Regions from separate parts of the Homo sapiens genome. Here region 2 is linked to region 1. Evidence: chromatin loops called from intact Hi-C (ENCODE). Cell type or tissue: B cell. All regions are shown on one strand.

Region 1 (2,500 bases):
GAGTAGTCCTTTGAACTCTGACGCTAAGCTTTAGTGCAATGTGGTGCATTGGGGGTTGTTTCCATTTCAGCTGTTTCTCCATATGCCAGAGAGGAGAGTCGTGCCTGGCAGGCCTGGGCCAGCAATATCTAGAACACAGGCCTGGCTCCAGGAGAAGCCAGAAGCCTCCCCTCCTCCATCATGGTCCCTCTGTATGTGGGCAGAGAAGGAGGAGGGGGATCAAGGATCCAGGAGGAGGATTTGGTGCCAGGGAGATGACTAAGGTCTGACGCAATCACCACACGCATGTGGGACTCGTGAGATAAACAGATCTGGAGGGGGAACCAGTGCTCCAGGCTTGACCTTGGGGTGCCTCCCAGCCCCCATCTCGGTCCCTAGGCCCATTTAAGATGGAAGGTGAACCAAGATGCCCTGAGTTCTCATTTTTCTCTCTCTTGCTGGTTTTCTCTTGTTTGACAAATCGAACCGAACCCCAAAGGAAAAAAATGGGAAGGAGGGAGGAGGACTCCTTCCCATGCAGATTTATGGCATTCTGGATGCAGCTTGCATTTGTCAGGCCAAAATGGTTAGGGTGGGCTAATAGAGTAGAATTACAGCTTCCTATAATAGGGAAAGTTAAATAGACAAGCTTTCCTACCCTGAAGAGAACGAGGCAGAGGTCAGTGCTACTGGCTTTGAACATGAATGGCCCCTTCCCCTCGGTTCCCTTTCACATGTGGCCTGGCAACAGTAGCAGACAGATGCGACACAAAGCCAGACACACCTGATTAACCATGAATACAACAGCTGTCGTTTCCCCACCACCACAGATACCCACACCCTCGTTCTTTCCGCTTAGTTTTTTCCCTTTCTTTCAGCTAAGCGTGAGGAAATCAAACCTACCATTAAAACTCAAGTTAGTGGGAGGGTGTCAGCAGCCGGGCCTTTGTTTCTCTGCTCACAGACATGTAATAGGTACCTTCAGGGTTGTCCTTTCATCTGAAAATGCGTTGTGGTCTCCCGCTGAGGGCTCAGTCAGCTCAAAACCTGAGCCCCCAGAAAGGCCAGCAGAGGGTGGGGGAAGATGAAGGTGGCCTGAATGGGGACGGAGAAAGTGGACTTTTCTGGGGCACCTGAGTTTGTCTCTCTTCTCCTCTCTCCTCCTTTCCATCCGCTTGCCTCCATCCAACTACCACTCCCTGCTGCTAAAAACATCCACCCTTAAGATGGACTGGCTGTTCTGAATTTATCAAGAGGAAGTGGAACTCAACGTAGCATTGTCTTTCTGCAGCTTGCTTATTTCACTCTATTCTGAGCTGGTCTTAACAAAGAAGAATCAGGTCAGGTGGCTTTAGGGGTTTTTCTATTTGCCTCTCTTAGGTAGACAAATCCTTGAGTTCAAGTTAACTTCCAAGACCTTGCAAATCAAACACAGGAGGGAATCTAAGTGTTGAACTGCAAATGATTTCTAACGACATGAACAAAATGTAATGTGACTATATGAGCTTCCGGAAACCTACAGAATGGTAATTACAGCCCAGAGTATGAATCTTGATTTTTCTTCAGGTGTTCTTTTTCGTATTGTTTTGTTTTGCTGGGCAATCTCAAATTAACCATTTGACCTCTGTAAGCCTACATTTCTACTGCTTAAAATGGTTCTCTCTTTTGTCAAAAAGTCCCTGAAGCTATTACAAAGAGACTAATAAAAACGATCAGAAATCTCTTTGCAAACACTAAAACTTATAATAATAGGATGGATAACTGGGTAACTTAATCTCATAAAAAGTCAACAATATCCCTTATTTTCTCACATAAATGAAAACATAAAGGAATAATTCAGGCTCTCATTTGAAGTCTCATGGTTTCTAATGAAGGCCCAGGTCCACTGTATACTTCTGCCTTCTACTAAGAACTCATGGAGATTTCCCACTCAAGATAATCAGGAAGAGGAAGTATAATGGAAATGTCTAGGAAATTTGGTGTCAGGTAACAGAGAAGTCCCCAGCATCACATTTGTGTAGGACATTGGAATTTGTTCTAGAACACAAAAGTATCCTCCGGTGGTTGGTAACTTTAGACTCATCTTCTAGCCAATTAGAGAACAGTCATATCCACTATCAAATCAACCCAGAGGTCCCATCTCAGAATAATGTGAAAAGGCCCTGTTCACTTTGCCGTCGAAACCATCTCACAACTCTTCTCCTAGTATCCAAATTTCTCTTTCTCTTGCTTCACAGAACTCACGGTTTAAGCAGAGCAAGCCTGTCTGTTTTCAATTCTTAACTTTTCACACATGGCAAACGAGTGGAACTTCTGAGCACTGCGATCATCTGGCTGATGAACAAGCTGTTTTCCATTTCTGGCAACAAATACTTCTGGCTTATCGTGACGGGATGAAAAGGGATGAAAATATACTCTGGTTGGATATTGTTGATAACATTTGTCATCTTTGCAGCTAAAAAAAGCTGGCTTAAAATTTTTTCCTTTGGTGTTGCAGAAAAATGGCAAAAGAAGCGACATC
Region 2 (2,500 bases), 95 kb before region 1:
CAGAGACACCTTTTAAAATTCATGGCCTTACTCTTCAGAGTTCAGAAACAGATCAGACTCCAAGATGAAAGCGTGGTTTACCCTTTCCCTGGTCCTGCCAGCCCCTTCCCATCTCCCATTCCACCCTCCTTTCCATGTCTCCTTCCCGCAGCTTTCCTTCCCCATTGTCCTCCAGGATATTTTGCATTTATCCTAGTTCTTAATCCACCTGCTTTCATCAACCAAAGCCAAAAGAACACTCCTTTGTTTCCAAAAAGAACATTCGCTCAGCTCGCAATGCAGGCCTGACTCTCAAAGGTATCTCCCTTTGTCAGGTAGGAAGGGCCACGAAAGGTGTGGCTGGGCAAAGGAGATAGAGCAGAGTTTTGAACTGAAAAGGAGGTGGGCGGCAAGGGGTGCAGTTCTCCTTTTTTTTCCAAGAAAGGCATTTGCTGAAGGGCCATCCACCTGAGTCGGGGGGGTGGGGGCGATCCAGGGGCGGGGCAGACAGGCTGGCAGCAGCAGCACATCCTGCCAAGATGAAAGAGCGATGTGTTTGCTTCTTGCCGCGAGTATAAGCAACAACAGAGATCCTCTCAGGAGAATTCCATCCCCAGACATCTCCTTGCAGCATCTCCCCTGTTGGGCCTTTACTAAGAGGCAGCACCTAGTGTCCTCACTGATGTGGGCACCAGGAAAGCTCGCTCTCCTCCCAGACACAGGCTGCCACACTCAAGGCACAGAGACTCTTCGCAGCCACAAGAAGTAAATGGAAGAGAAGCAAAGCCTGCTGACTTCAGGGGCATGGACCCAGTGGCCAGGATGACATGTCCAAGCCACAGAGGGAGAGTCTGCCCTGGGAATGAATGATTCCTTTTGGAAGGAATGATGGATAACACTTATCAAGAATTTATCTGTACCTGACACAGTTCTAAATTCTTCACCTATATCAGCTCACTTAACCCACAAAGCAACCTTATGTAGTACATCTCATTAGCCCCACGGTTAATCTGATGCACCAACTTAGCTAGGCCATGGGACCCAGATATTTGGTCAAACACCAGTGTAGGTATTGCTGTGCAGGTAATTTTTAGATGAGATTAACATTTACATCCGTAGTCTTTGAGCAAAGCAGGTTACCCTGAATAATGTGGGTGGGCCTCATCCAGTCAGTGGAAGGCCTTAAGAGAAATGACTGAGGTCCCCTGGGGAAGAGAGAACCTGCTTCAGAATACCTTCCCACTGGAACGCCATCAACTCCTCCCTGGGTCTCCAGCCTGCCCTGAACGTTTTGGACTTGCTAGTCTCCACAATCGCTTGAGCCAGTTTCTTAAAATAAATCTTCTTCTCCTCCTTCTCCTTCTCTAGTTCTTCTTTTTCTTTTCTCTTCTCGTCTCTTTTCTCTTCTCTTCTTCTTTTTTCTCTCCCTCTCTCATTCTCTCTCTCCACCCCACCCCCCACCCCCAACCTGTTGGTTCTGTTTCTCTGGAGAATCCTAATACACCTTACCTTACAGATGAGGAAACTGAGGTGCAAAGCAGTCAGCTGTTTTGCCCAAGATCTTGAGGCCAGTGAGTGTCCCAGGCAGGACTAGAATGCATGCTGCCTGGCCCCAGACCTGGCTCAGGTAACCAGACAGCCTGCTGCTTCCCTCAGCCACAGGAAGTGGCTCAGCCACAGGAAGTCACGGCTACCTCTCCATTCACAAACCAAAGAAGGTAGGAGGTGGAAGGAAAATGCATTAAAAGTAAAATTCAGCTGGGTCAATGGACAAGGACAGGATATAGACTATAAAACCAATGATATTTGTTTTCATTCTAGGCTTTATTTTGATATCTGTGACCTTAAGTGTGATTTACATCTCTCTGAGCCTCCATTTTCCTGATATGCAAAATACCATAAAAACTTTGCAAGGCTACTGAGGGATTAAATGGGATAATTTTATGTGCAAATAATATTTCCCAGGATATGAGTGAAATCACGTGGCTTGTGTGATTAAGACAACTGTTCCAAATTCTAGTGGCCTAAGTCCCCACTTGCTTGACTTACAAGAGATCCAGGTATTTACAGAAATAAATAACTCTCTCCAATAAGTTTCAGGTCCTCAAAGCTGCCAACCTGTGCCCCTGCTGCCCGTGTTCTCATCCCAGGGGTGGGGTCCCAACCATCTGAGTCCTCAGGGCCAGACAGTATAGCAGTCCCTTTCACGGAGCTCTCATCCACCTTGAGTTCCAATTGCTGATCAAAGCAATGCCCAGAGCAAAGCTGCACCCCCAGCAGGTGAAGGCTGGGCTACAAAGTGGGGTTCACTGCCCAGACCCTCCCCCTCTGGGCCAGCTAAGCATATCAGAACCCCTCTTGCTCATAGTGATGACTCACCAGGACCTCCCCTCCCTGTTCCCCATCGCTACCCACCCATCCATCAGATCTGTCACTGTACCCAAAGCCTAATGGTGAATGGGACTCGTGTGTTTCTCTCTCAGAGGGCTTCTCCACCCCCATGGAAATAAACATGTACAAA

The links. A loop is a pair of places that touch in the nucleus more often than their neighbours do. Peaks named below come from ENCODE experiments on the same cell type or tissue, not always from the same donor. Only the 100,000 strongest peaks of a DNase experiment are listed, where the experiment ranks them.
Region 2: a loop joins it to region 1, with 2.5 times the contacts of the local background. A loop is called at or near these places in 5 of 110 quality-filtered maps.

The regions. Positions count from the first base shown.
Region 1 is chr6:14,728,504-14,731,003 of GRCh38, forward strand. No RefSeq gene overlaps it. Among named protein-coding and RNA genes, the nearest start is that of LINC01108, 440 kb to the left of the region's middle. RefSeq lists an enhancer at 1,924-2,500. In B cell, no CTCF peak of the experiment used is centred here; DNase peaks (open chromatin) are centred at 898 and 1,248; H3K4me3 peaks cover 1,639 bases; H3K27ac peaks cover 2,500 bases.
Region 2 is chr6:14,633,769-14,636,268 of GRCh38, forward strand. The region is part of intron 2 of LOC101928354 (a long non-coding RNA gene); the gene reads right to left. Among named protein-coding and RNA genes, the nearest start is that of LINC01108, 350 kb to the left of the region's middle. In B cell, a CTCF peak has its summit at 1,345; a DNase peak (open chromatin) is centred at 1,643; H3K4me3 peaks cover 2,049 bases; H3K27ac peaks cover 2,269 bases.